2 separate regions of the Mus musculus genome follow, and region 2 is linked to region 1. The links are chromatin contacts, found by Hi-C or POLR2A ChIA-PET in ENCODE. All regions are on one chromosome and are shown on one strand. The core of a region is the stretch at or near the end of the contact, and the rest is flanking DNA. Distances in the headings are between cores, read along the strand shown.

Region 1 (7,008 bases), core at 2,583-5,082:
CAACAAAAGGAGAGAAAAGGCCCAACGTGAACACAGTATCTTGCATAGCTCTATACCAATATATCTGATGGCTTAAAACAAATGAAGTATTCAAAGTATTGAACAAATCAATTCAAATTACTAAGAATGATCCAGGAAAAAAAAGCAAACTGGAACATTTTACAAGTTAAAAAAGTACTATCTTGGACAGGGGGCTGGGGAGGGTCGGGGCAAGCATCTATGATGAATCCTTTCAAATGGTCATGAAACCAATTCTTGTTCATCAGTCCCAGAGTACAAATATAAGTATGCAAATTTCAAGACAGTATATAGTAGGATCCCAAAGCCCTGCAGAGATTATACAAACTAAAAATAGACTAATTTCCCAAAACAGATACTTTATAGAATATAATTAGCGAATTAGCTATATTAGCAAGAATGAAGAGAGTACATTAAAAGAATGCCCATCCTGACTATGCTGGGCTTGTACATCAGTGATAGAGTAAGGTTCTAGGCTCACTCTCCAATACAACTGCATGAACCTTGTTAATTGAGTAACAGGAAATCTGAAATAATTCACTCAGTGAGGGCAATGGAGGGTGAACCGTGTAACCACATTAGATTTTGAAAAACAATGCAAGGATCAGATTAGAAACAGAAAGTGGGATTGTGAAGACCGCAGCCTCCGGAGAGGAAAGGGCAGCCACCGTTTAAGGAGTGCAGAGCTAGAATATGGCAAGATGAAAAAATCTTGAAAATGGGTTTTACTGAAGATTACCAAAGTGAATGTATGTAATGGCACTGACTGTCTACATTATTAAAAGGGTTTCAATGGTACATGTATGCACTGTAAAACACAAGAGGAACTATGAAACCTTTTAACTATTTTCTTTCCTGTCAGATTATAAATTTCAATCAATTTCAAAAATAAGCCATGTGAAATGTATTTTCCTCCAATGAGTACTAAAATCTGAAGTAAAAACTGATAGTTAAGCAAGATAACCCACTTCAATTTAAGTTACCAAAAAAATAAAAAACAGGTTAATACTGGGTCACGGTATTTTATCGCAAGGCTCAATTATCTATTTGTAAGTGATTTCACGAAGTTCTTGTGTTTAAATATAAACACACCTAAGTTTCTCATCCTTTTACAAAACCGACTGACTTTTTACGTCTACAAGGATCCCAGATATAAAATCCTGTGCTTCTAGATTTTAATTCACAACAGTTAACTGCTCTTCATCTTTGAGCATGAATGTCATAAAATACTCATTAGTTTTTACTTTTGTTTCATTTATTGAACTGGGTCTCATGTGTTCTAGGCTGCCCTCAAACTGCACACATAGGAAAGGTGACTTTGAATTCTTCCACCTCTGAAAGCTGAGACTGTAAGCCATATGCCATCCATCACACAGGGTCGAATTATATATTTTTATATATTTTACAATCTCCAAGGAAATTATGTTTCCCAAACCACACTGCTCCATGACTTGCCACAGAAGCCTGGGAAAACTCAGGCCGTGCTACACCCACTTCTGGGCTGCACAGCCTTGTGGCCCTAATTGATAAAAAAGTCTAATGTGTGAAATTACAGGCTTGGGGGGGGGGGGGGGCGAAGAGAGAATTGCTATGATTATGCCATTTATATACTACCATAAGACAAAACTTTAAAATAAACTTTTCTCAGTCACTATAGACGTATACAAAATCTTGTGTTGAGACATATTTTATATACTGTATGTTAATTTTCAGTCTAGAAGAATTTAAAATATTTTCATGTGTAAATGTAAAATTATAATTTTTTTCCTTTTCTAGACAGGGTTTCTCTGTATAGTCCTGACTGTACTAGATATAATTATAATTTTAAAAAATACTATAGCAATATCTAACTTTAAGTCTTTACTGATTTGTTCTGTTTCATTCTAATATAAACCTATTCCACAAAGCTATGAAAGAAGCTACTAATGTAACTTAACCAGGAATTGACATGAGAAATTATACTTTAACTGATTTTTTAATACTATTTCTTAGGGCTGGAGAGATGGCTCAGCAGTTAGGGGCATTAGCTGCTCTTTCAAAGGTCCTGAGTTCAATTCCCAGCAGCCACACAGTGGCTCACAACCACCTGAAATGGGATCTGTTGCCCTCTCCTAGTGTGCATGTGAAGACTAATGTGAAAACAGTGTGTCTACCAATATACATAAAACACAGTATTCAAAAAATAGTTTTTCAAAGTGAAAATATATTTGATGGAAAACATTCAGCAACATATTTGCAATGTCAGTATATATATATTACCCAAAGTCAAAATTTTACTTTTTACCAGGTTAAAATACAGGACCTTGGCTCACTAAAAATGTAGATCAATGTGTAATACTGGGCAAAAAGGAATAAAGGTAGCTTGAATAATAAATGCAGCGTGCAAACGTGTAAGGCAATACCATTTTGTGTGCATGACTTAAGACGTCCACACATGCTTATAAAATGTCTGTTAGATAAAAGTGAAAATCTTTTAGCCAGGCAGTGATGGCTTTGGCTCCAGCACTTGGGAGGCAGAGGAATCTCTGAGTTAAAGACCATCCTGGTCAACAGAGCAATTATCCAGGACAGCCAGGGCTACACAGAGAAACCATGGTTTTTTGTTTTTTGGTTTTTTTTTTTTTTTTGGGGGGGGGGGGAGAATCAAACAAAAAACTGAATACCTTTTAGATTAGGTCATTTCTCACTTTATGCTTCCTCCATAAGATGGTTAAAATTTTATACACTTCCAATATACATCTTTTTTTCAAGAGATTTTTCAATCTTTCATCATAGCCCAGGAATCACACACTCTAATATCCTGATGTTTCTTCGTATCCAGTTAACTTCCCAGAGCTTACCTGGTCTGTCAATCTCCTGATCTGGACACTGGGTGTACTTTATCTTCTCCAACTTTTCCAGGATCCTTTGTTATTCTAAAAGTAAAACAATTTAATGTTTCAGATTTTGCCTGCAGTAAATATTTCATCTTTAAAGTCCCAACCATTTCCACACAAAGGACTTTTTACAACATAACGAATCTCTGACTCTGGACAAGATTAACCAATGATGGGAACTAAACACTCATAGTTTGGTTTGGTGGGTTTTTTGAGACTAATTTTGTAGTCCTCACTGACGACCTGGAACGCACAGGAGAGCTTGCTGCCTCTGTCTGCCCCCATGCTGGGGTTACAGGCGTGCACGTTCATGCCCCGCTTCAAAGTTTTATTTAAACTCAGCAAGACGACTAGAAATATCCTCGCGCGTAGATATCCCCAGCTCGAAACTACGTTAAATTATTCCCATCAACACATTGGGTGGTCTCCGAAACGCTGCAGGCCTCAGTTTTACCTATGAAGGTTCACATCTGTACAATGGGCATAAGTCCTACGTGAACTCCAAACAAAGAAGTGGCTCAAAGATGGCAGTCACACCCTCTTGTCCAGGATGCCCAGGGCTCACTCGCCCCGCGCGGTGCTGCGGGATCTGCTAGGCTCACCTACCGGCCCTTACGACCTCAATCCCGCCGGTAGCTCGGAGCGCCGCTGCTCCACCCGCGAGCGCGCGAAGCGAGGAGAGGCGAGCGCACGCCCTCCGGAGCCCAGCCCGCCTCCCCATCCTCAAGTCGGCGGCGAACGCACCGGGGCCGCGGGCGCTCGAGAAAGAGGGGCAGCGAGCCGCCTCCCCGGCGGAGCCGCGTACTCACCGCGAGGCGGGCGAGGCGGGCGAGGCGGGCGAGGCGGGCGAGGCGGGCGAGGCGGGCGACGGCGCGCACGGCGAGGGCTCCCGGGCAGCCTGGTGCGGACACTGCGAGGCGCTCGCCCGAGTCTTCAGGTGCCCGGCGGGGGCGGGGCCGGCGGCGCCGCAGCGACTTTCAACCGCGCCGCCTCCGCCAATGAGAGAGCGCGGGCGGCCTTTGAACACCAACGGCCGAGGGCCAGGCGCCTGCGCACTAGCGCGCGGCGCGGAAAGCGCACGGGCGGCAGGGGTCGCGCCTTGGGGGGGAAGGGCTGGCGCCAGGACCTCGCGAGGGCGGGGATGCGCGGGTGACCCGGCGGCTTCTGGAGGCGGCTGGCTGAGGGACTGCTTATTACTTAGGACCACGCCCGCACGGGATGGTTCTGGAGCTGGCGGCGCGCAGGCTTCTTCCATTGTTACCTCACAGGTTCCTTGTTCAGTCACCGGCTGGAGGGCTCGGCGCGCTCGCCCGCCCCCGTGAGGCTCCGGTCCTCCAACTTAGGCGCGCCTAAGCCTTCATCTGTGTCCTCCCTGTCCTCTCTAACACGCTGGGTCAGAAAACACAGTAGTGGCTTTTCACTTTCTCGGAGAAACGCCATTCCAGAGCTCAGACCGCTCTCCGCTCCCGGCCGGTGTGAGCTACAGAGCAGATTCCAAGTCAGCCTAAGACTCACAGCAAGACTTGACCTCGGAGACAAGATGGAAAGAGGGGGCGTAGAGGAAGGAAAATGGATTGTGCCTTCAAGGAGTGTGCTTTACAGGTCCATAGAGTGCCCGACCCTGCCAGAAAGTTCTGTAACCAAACATGGGGAAGGGGCAGAGAAGAGGAGCCTTAGCACTAAGGCAGCTCCACGCTGACCGGCAGCGCTACTCAGGATTTATGAACTGTTATTCATGCGCTCTATAGATGATAGTGTTGGTCTGGAAAAGAAAGACTAGAAATTACAATTCAAATACAGGCACCAAAGCGTAAAAGTCGTAAACCTAAAAACCTCATGTGTTGGGGCGTCAGCCTTCGAAAACTTTGGGCTGAAAAAAAAAAATCAGCTGCTTTGGGTGTCTTCCATTACGATATACACACTCCCAATACTCCCTTTGTGATAGAGTATTGAGAAACGGGATAAAGGATGGGAAATACGTGGTTTTGTTACAGGTATAATATCGGAAAGATGATGAACAGAAATGTGACTTCTGAGCTGGGGGTGTAGCTCAGTTCCAGTGCTCGCCTGGCGTGTTCAGTTCCCACCATGGAAAAGCCAAACCGCTGAGCGCACATTAACATCTTCTTGGCGCTCCTCAGACTCCTTGCTTGAAAACTTTTTGTCTTGAGCTTTGAAACAGAAAGTCAGCGCTGGCTGTTCTTCCAGAAGACCCACACAGCAGCTCACAACTGTTGCACGGGAATCTGATGCTCTCTTCTAGCCTCCCAGATCACTAAGCAAGGATGTGATGTACGCATGCATGCACGTTACAAACCACACATTAAAGAAATAGATAAACGGGGTTTTATTTGTTTTTAACTGACCAGAGGTAACAGCAGTTAAGAGCACTTACTATTCTCAAATTCAGTTCCCAGCATGACTGTGGACCCCTCACAACTGCCTGTAACTCCCGCTCCAGGGGATCTAAGCTCACTCTTGACTGGCTCTGCAGACACACACAGATGGCATATACTTACACTGACAATCACTCGTACACATAAAAAATAAAAATAAAAACAGTAGAAGCTTGTATACTGTCTTAGATAAGAACAATAAACTCTTGAGGAATTACAGAGCGAACATATATTTGTATTAGAAGGCAAGTTCTAGGGCTGTTACTAAAAGATACTAAAAAGATGGGGACAGACAGAAGCTAGTAGAAGCTAAGGATTACTTCAAGGAGCTTGTTAGGAAACGTTCATTGTAGCCCCATCTAAGTCTCTGGCCAGCAAGGATACTTTCTGGTTTTCTTATCTGAAGGAGAGTCTTCCCACAAGAATCTGTTTGCTGCAGACAGGAAAATGCAGGCCCGCTGGTCCTGGCTAACGTCAGAGTTCCTCAAGTGATTTCAGCTGTAGTCATCCGCATACCAACCCCACCTAACTTGAGGCAGCCCTTCACTCTGTGAGAATTAGCACAAACTGTAACCCAGCAAATGGGTTTCATGCCAGACAGTCATGGCATACAGTCTTAATCTCAGCTTCTGGGGGCAGAAGTGTTGGTTCTCAGGAGTTAGTAGACAGTCTAGTCTACAGACCTAGTTCTAGGACAGTCAAGGCCACACAGAGAAACCCTGTCTAGAAACACACACACACACACACACACACTACCAACAAAAAGAATGTATTCCACGTCAAATGTGGTCAAACCTCTAGTGCTAAAGCAGGAGGATCCCTGCAATTTAGAGGCCAGCATAGTCTATACCATGAGTTTGAGGACAGCCTGGGCCACGAGGTTGGGACGTTATCTCGAAACATACATAAAAAGCATGTTCTTCAATAATGCTTTTCTTCAGAATCATGGAGAAAGCCATGTTTAATAGTATGTGCCTGTAATGTCAGTGCATGGGAAACTGAGGCAAGAGGCCTGGATTACATACTGAGACCTTGACCCTAAATAAGTAAATAAATAATCAGCCATTGTTAAACAAAATTGTTATTATATCTCTGTGACAAATTTCTCTAACATTTCAGGCCCAGGGAAAATGTTTCTTTTGCTAGTTTTGCTTTTTTTTTTGGTGAGCCATGAAGGTCATACAATGATAACTTTGTTGCCAGCTGCTAAGGAATTGGCTACAAGTCTTAGCAAGCTCTTCCTTCCCAGGATACATTGTTTAATATAATGTTAGCTCCAGCCTCAAGATAGATTTCTGACCTCAAGTGAATTGTGAGGCAGATCACTGTTTACCAGTAGAACACAGGCACTCAACTCTGGGAAGGGCTTGAGGGCGCTGATTTTAGCCCTGTTTCCCAAGTATCTGCCCTTCACCTCCAACTTAGGAAAAACTTGACCTGAGACTGTGCAGGTCTTCCTTGGTTAATGCTTGCAGATTAATCAAATCCTTGGTTAATCCAAGAGAAACAAAGTCACTGCACTAATGTTCCACTGCTAATGTGGAACTGCTGAAGGTCCTATCCAATTGTGCCAACTCGCAGGCCAAACAAGCCCCAGCAGAGGCATACTGAGCAGGGGCACTCCTGAGTGCTGAGGTGACTGTACACCATGAGCTCACAGCCACCAAGCTGTGCAATGTGTGGGTGTGAGGCTCCTAGGGATATACTACCTGGGAAGA
Region 2 (7,008 bases), core at 1,962-4,461, 82 kb after region 1:
CTGAAGGGGAAGAAAATGTACTAACAGGCTTTGGAAAGATTCAGGCATATAAGTGACAAATAGACTGCCTAGAAGTAATACAAGATGCTTCTGTCTTATTACAAGTACTCATCATCTTTAGAAGCTTTTGTTTTCTTTTGTGGTATTGGGGATCAAACCCAAGGCATCCTACATACTATGATTTACCACTGAACAAGACCCACTTATGTGATCTTGAGTAAGTCACAGAAATAAGATAATTTTTATTTAGTCATGTTATATTTATAGATAGAAAATTAAAATATTCTAATTTCCAATGCACCTACATGAATTCAGTCATTAGTAGTGGCTACAGATATGATCTCAAAATACATCTAATATGCATTTATAGATAATTTAAAATCACCTATCATAGTAGCCAGGTTGATTCAGTATTAATTTATTAGTCTATAGTGGCAAGAAATACAGAGTAAGGGTAAATTACATTTTTGTTTGTTTTTTGTTTTTAAGATAACTTAAAACAGGGTGGTGGCACATGCTTGCAATCCCACAACTAGAGAGAGGGAAGCAGGGATAATGCCAGTAAAAGATAGTGTTCAGGAGGATGAGGGAGAGAGGTTGAGAGTGCAAGGCTCTCCTAGGCTACAAGTACATAATGAGACCTTGTCCAAAAGAAAAGAACAAGAGGGGTGGAAAGGGAGAAAGTAAGTCTGGCAACCCTATAAAAAGTTAGATGCAAAGTTCCAGTATTACCTAGCATTCTAGGTTTGTAGCCAAAAGAAGTAAGACTGTTACACAAGAATGTGTACATAAATGCTTATAGCAATAAGATGTGACCGATAACAAGGGTTAACCATGGTTCTATGAAGATAAACACATAAACACAATGTGCTATAACTATATGCAACAATATTAGTCAGACCTAAGAAAGAAACGTTCTTGTTACAGCATGGATGAATCTTCAAGTCAGGTAGCCACAAAGTATCCTAAAATGTACATTCCATTTACATGAAGCACTCAGAATAGGCAATCAAAACAAACATTGCTTTGGGTTGGAGTAGCTGAGAAAGAGAATCATTGCTAATGACATATATCAGGAGTTCTTCAAAGAGTAGAAAATATTCTAAGATTTGACTTAGGTGCTGATTGTGCAACCATTTAAACACATTACAAACCACTTTATATGGGTGAATTATATAGTATATGAATCACATTTCAAGGAACCTGTTAAAAATTGGTAGCAAAAAAAAATTAGAGATTGTTTGGTTACCTGATGTTTTTCTAAAATTTCTAACTTTGGAGTATTTATCAAATTTATATTCCCTAACTTGTGATTTTTCCCATTCTAGATATTCATATTAGTAAAAATAAATAGGTATTTTTCAACAAGTAAATTTAATGACAACTATGAACTATACATTTAAAAAGTTGGCTTTTGTTACATGTAAATTACTCCAATAAAGAGATTAAATTTGGGAGCTGAAGAAATGGTTCAGTTCTAAGCACTCACATGGCAGCTCCCAGCTGGAAGCAACTCCACTTCCAAAGGATGGGCTCCCTGGCCACAGGGCACACACATGATGCACATACACACACATCCAGACAAAACACCCCTATACACAAATCTAAAAAAAAATTTTTTTTTTTAAATTTCTTCCACTATAAAAAATGATCACAAAGATAAGCATCCTTAACTTTCAAACAATCTCTAAATAGCAACACACACCCTGGGACATACAGTTCTTCTAACGACTGCAATAAGCTAAAAGAGGATAAACTACATTAAAAGACTGACTGGCATTGGGAAAAGTCAACAAAAGTTGCCATCTCTATCCCGAAAATGCTCAAATTCAGGAACCGACCACAGCAGTCTGAAGAAGTTACCAGAACATAAAAGGGGATAAGAAGCTAAAAGCTTGACTTTTTTTTTAAATTCCCTATATTAAAAAAAAAAGTCACAATGGAAAGAAACTGTGTGCTTAATACATCGAACCTTGGAAGCAACTGTGTCTATGACAACGAAGCCTTCTTCCCCCCTTTAAAATAATACGTGATGGTGTCAGTCCATAGCCTACCGGATTCCTCACTGCCACCACCACCAGGAGGTGGAGAGAAAGGATACCGAGAAGACTAGGGGATGACAGCTTTGTATAACCCTTTGGACTTTTCTATGTAAGAATGCAAACTGGTGGTCTCTTCTCAGAGAGGAGTAAAAAGATCTGTGGACAAGCTCAAATAAGGCGGTGGAGGCAGGTGATCTTTTGACTGGAAAGGGACACATCGTGAGCCACATCTTTGAATCAGCTAGGACCAAACTGAAACCCAGGCCGCTGGAAGGCACTGCTTAGCATCACCAGGACCGCCTCTCGCGGCGGGGGTGGCTTTTTTTTCTTTCTTTCTTTCTTTCTTTCTTTCTTTTTCTCCAGCGGAGAAGTTGACTCCTGTAGTTTGGACATTGAAGTAAAACCAGAGTCGGGGCGATTAGGAAAACCTGCATGTGGAGGCGTCTCGGGCCCGGAGAAGTTCCGAGGTCGCCGCTCGCTCCCCCATCGCCCTCCACCCGCGACGCTTGGCGTCGGGGGCTCGAGCAGAGCCTGAGCTTCCGCCGCTGCGGGGCCTCCGCCGCGGCTGATATGCCCGCCGCCCTCACCCGTGTCTGGCCGGCTCGACAGGACAGGCCTAGGCCGCACCCGGCGGGCCCCGGCGCTGTCGCCGGCGGAGGCGGAGCAGGCCCGGCACAAACTTCCCGGCGCGGCGCCCGCGTCACGGCCGCTCGCCCGCCCGCCCAGCGCCATGCCGGCCGCCGCGCCCGCCCGACTCCGTACGCACCCCGCGTCCCGCCGGGGGCCGGAGGCCGCGGACCCCACTGTACCTCCAAGTCACGGCCTTTGTTCTTAAAATTCTTGAGCCGTTGGTTGTCCAATTTCTCGTTGTCCGCCATGGCCGGGCCGGCGACTCTCCCCACCCGCCCGGGCCCCGCGGGATCCGCCCCAACCACCGCGCCGCACAGACGCTCCCAGGAAGCCGGCCGCCGCCTGCGTCGCCCGCCCGTCCGCTCGCTTCCTCTCGCCCGCCGGGCCTCCGCTTCCTGGCTGGCCTCTCCTGCCCTGAGCTCGGGTACCACAGCAGCTCTGGCGAAGACGACTGCGGGGCCAGCGGCGGCGGCGGCAACGGCGGCGGAATGTGCTGCCGGCTGAGAGGGGGAGGCAGCCTCGATCTGAGGGCCCGGCTTTACGGCCACGCCCATCGCCGCCAACCCGGTCCGCCGATTGGCCGGCCGGGCTCCGGAGTGCTTAGCCAATCAAAAGGGACGATGGAGAGCGGGGGACGGAAGAGCGAAAGGAAAGGGGAAGGGAGAGTCTGGGGCAGGAAAGGGACGGGGCGCAGGAGCTTGGGAGGGGAGGGGTCACGCGCGGAGGGAGAAACCCGAGGCAGCCGAAGAGCAGCAGATCCGGGAGCGGGCGGGGATGGGCAGGGTGTAGTGGTCCTGGTTATGGTGGGATGATTCCCGGGGTGGCTTTAGATGTTGGGGTTCTGAACTTCGTTCTTTTCTCCCCCGGTGTTACTTGAGCGCTTCATTCACTTTGGAAGGCAAAGAGGTGTGTCTAAGCTACATGTGAAGTCCTAAACCCTGAGTCCTGTTCTGGGAACTGCGAACCAACCTAGGACCCGGCATCGTGGCTAGGACTGACTACGGTGATGTGCATTCTGAAAACTGAAGGGAAAGCTAGAGGGACCCGGTAGGAAAAGGAAGGTAGAAGGTTCGCAACAGGTAGAAACTTGAGAAAAATTGGTCCTTCCCTAATACCCCCATTTTGAGCAGTTTCTCTTGGGAAATTAAACTGCTTGATCACAAAGTATTAATTTATAGAGAATGACGACTATGAGCCATGACATAGCAAATGCAACATTGTGACTCTTGATAAAGGAAGTTAATCCCAAAGAAACCTCTTAACCAGGAACATTGTAACCAAAGGCGGATGTAAAACAGGTACAAAAGAGCCTCTCAAATTTTTCAGAATCGCTCCGGGCCGGTGACTCGGTTTGTAATCGTAGCTACTGGGCAAGAGGAGGAGCTGTTAAAGTAGCCCAAGAGCAAGGCCAGCCAGAGCAAGAGTCCAAAGCCACTTCGAGCAGTTTAGTGACACTTCCCCTCTTCTCTTGCGGGTTCATCTCAAGATAAATTAATAATAATAATAATAATAATAATAATAATAATAATAGAAATACAACTCATTGGAAGAAGCTAATTATGCTGGAGGCCCTAGGCTCAGAAAAGAGAGTGAGGACATGTTTTCAAAACTATATTTAAGCTGAGCATAGTGATCCACACGTTAAATCTAGCAAAGGCAGGTGGAGATGAGTTTGAGGCCAGCTGAGCTACATCATAATACCCTGTCTAAAAACAAACAAATGTGTGTGTTCATTTATCAATTATTAGTTCCCCAAATTGTGTGGTTTTTGTGAAGCAGTGGCAGTTCAGAGTCAGAAGGAAGAGGAAAGCTAAATGTGTCTGAACTTGGCAAAAAACTCTATTACAAAACCCTTTGGGAACATTTGGCTTCTGGTTCTTTCTGGTATATTTTGTTTGGGCAGAACCACATGCAGAAATGAATGTTTAGGATGCGAATATTTTATAAACCCCTTATATAAAGTCAAAGGAGGATGCTTTTGTAAGGTATAATACAAAGACAATGGGTTCAACAAGATAAAGGATTGAGTTCTTTTGGGAATGGGGGATAAAGAGAACTGCAGGATAGGAGCCTCTTGAAGATAACTTATAATGGAATGGTGGGAACAACCCTTTAGATACAAAGTAATGCCTTCCAAATAAGTCTTTGGTATTTTGTATACTTTCTGCTGGGCTTGGCGAACAAGCATTTTGGAAGTAATTCACACTGAGGGTTAACTTGAATGTAAGTTGAATTCAGAACTTAAAATTCAGATGAAGTTCATTATGTGTGTGTGGCATGTCGGCATATTCAGGTATACACATCTTTGTGCAAATGAGGACAAAACAAGATATCCTACATTGTTATTGCGCTCCACCTTATGGCCCGAGACAAGGTTTCTCACTGAATCAAAAGCTCACCATCGAAGATGTGCTTGCTGCCTTGTCTGCTTACCACCTCCTCCCAGTGCTGGGATCTCAGGCATACACACCTGCACTGGCTTTGCTGGGGAACCAACTCAGGTTCCCATACTTGGAGACTCTCTCCCTCATATAGTTTTATTCTCCAAAGATTGATTTAGTTGAGGTGATACTGAATTTACACGCTAGAGCACTAGTATATTTTAAAATATGACTAAGCCAGTTATAGTTGTGTATTCTACAATCCCAGAGCACTAGTATATTTTAAAATATGACTAAGCCAGTTATAGTTGTGTATTCTACAATCCCAGACTTATGGAACTTGGGCAGTAAGCTTCAGAATTCTGAAGCCAGTCCAGATACACTGAGAGACACTGTGTCCTAAAGCAAATCCATGAGATCTAAATGTGGCAAACCGTGCCTGTAATGTCAGCACTTGGAAATATGAGTCTGAATTCTATGTGAGACTAGGCTACAGAGCTAGAACCTGTCTCAAAAATAAAATGAAACAAAGGAAGGGTGGATTTAGGATAAGAACATTTTGGTGTAAGGATGGAGAGAGGGAGGGAGAGAGAGGAGGATTTTTTGTCTTAAGGGTTTGTGATTATGTGATCAAAATGAGAATGGCACATAGTATTATTAAGTAAAGGAAAGAAGGAGTTTTATACATTGCTAGATCTTTCTAAAATATAATTTGTGTTTGTTACAGTTGGGCTGATTCAGGAGAGAAAAATATTGAATCATAGCCAGTCACTATAGTTTGTGTATACTATGTCAAATGTTCATGTATTGAACCTTGGTTACCTGTCTTAGAGGAATTTTCCTAAGAAAGGATGAAGAGAGTTCTTGTGAGACCCTTTGATACCTCACAAGAGAGAGTTATAAAAAAGGACAAGCCTGGCTACCCGATCTTGTTTGATTGCCTGTCTAATTACAAGATCTTCCTCTCACATCTCCATGATCCTATCTGCCATAGAGGGGAGGGAAGCTTACCAGAGTCACTATAGTGCTATTTGAAGAGCTCCAAAACTATGAGATCTCTTTACTTTAGGAAGTAGCCAGACTAAAATATTTTGTTACAGTAACAGAAATTGGGTTAATACAGTAGCATCTTGTATTTTCTCAGGGTGTGTGAGGGGGATTAGGAGTGGGTTGACCAGGCATGGGGGACTTCGTGTCTTTTTATTCTCAGAAGCTTCTAACTTATGGCTTGGGGCGTCTGAAGAAAATGACTATTTATTTTGAAATTGATGTTAATTCAATTGAGGGAGGACAAACACCTAGGTTTTTGTTTGTTTGTTGACCTAGCATTGCATTGCATGCAGTCCGGACTGACCTCCATCTTTTTATGGAGACAAAACTGGACTTGAACTCCTGGTTCCCCTGCTTCTGCTTCTCCAGTGCTGCCCATTGCTTGTATACTCCTCCACACCAGGGTCGTTTATTTCTCAAAATTAGTTTCGACTATTTAATCAAAGGGAAACATTGAATTGAATTAGGCTCAACCCTCATCCTAATACCCTCCCACTTCAGACAAGTTCCCTGCCCTGATTTTTAAAACTTTTTAAAAGACAGTAGGTTGCAAAGGTTTCTATAATCATAATAACAATGTTACCAGATACTGAGTTTCTACAATCTAGGTCTGGGTAATTTGTTTATGTGAGATATTTTATTATTATTTGTGTGTTTACTCTTATAGCACTAATCCAATACAATATGACAGGTTTGTTTGTTTTTGTTTTTTTTTTTTTTAAAGACAGGTTCTTACTATGTAACTAAGGTTTGCCTGTAATTTGTAATCTTGTTTCACATTCCCAAGTGCTAGGATTATTCCCCCCTCCCCACCCCATGTCTTTATAAGACAGCCTTCTAACCCTCTGTTTAGGGTCCCTCAGGCTAGATTAAGCTGGCCTCTGGCTTGCTGTATAGCCAAGAGT

The links. A loop is a pair of places that touch in the nucleus more often than their neighbours do. ChIA-PET counts read pairs that join two places held with the same protein, here RNA polymerase II (POLR2A).
Region 2: a loop to region 1 is called in a map of heart, with 7 times the contacts of the local background. The contact joins the promoter of Kpna4 here to the promoter of Trim59 in region 1. A Hi-C loop is called at or near these places in 1 of 37 maps with a recorded cell type or tissue (heart). POLR2A ChIA-PET finds 5 or more read pairs at or near these places in 4 of 5 experiments (Patski and embryonic stem cell).

Annotation. Positions count from the first base shown.
Region 1 is chr3:69,040,910-69,047,917 of GRCm38, forward strand. Trim59 (tripartite motif-containing 59) reads right to left here and starts at 3,833. Exons shown (of 3, transcript NM_025863.3): 1 at 3,704-3,833; 2 at 2,859-2,933.
Region 2 is chr3:69,123,881-69,130,888 of GRCm38, forward strand. Kpna4 (karyopherin (importin) alpha 4) reads right to left here and starts at 3,212. Exons shown (of 17, transcript NM_008467.4): 1 at 2,852-3,212. The coding sequence starts at 2,920.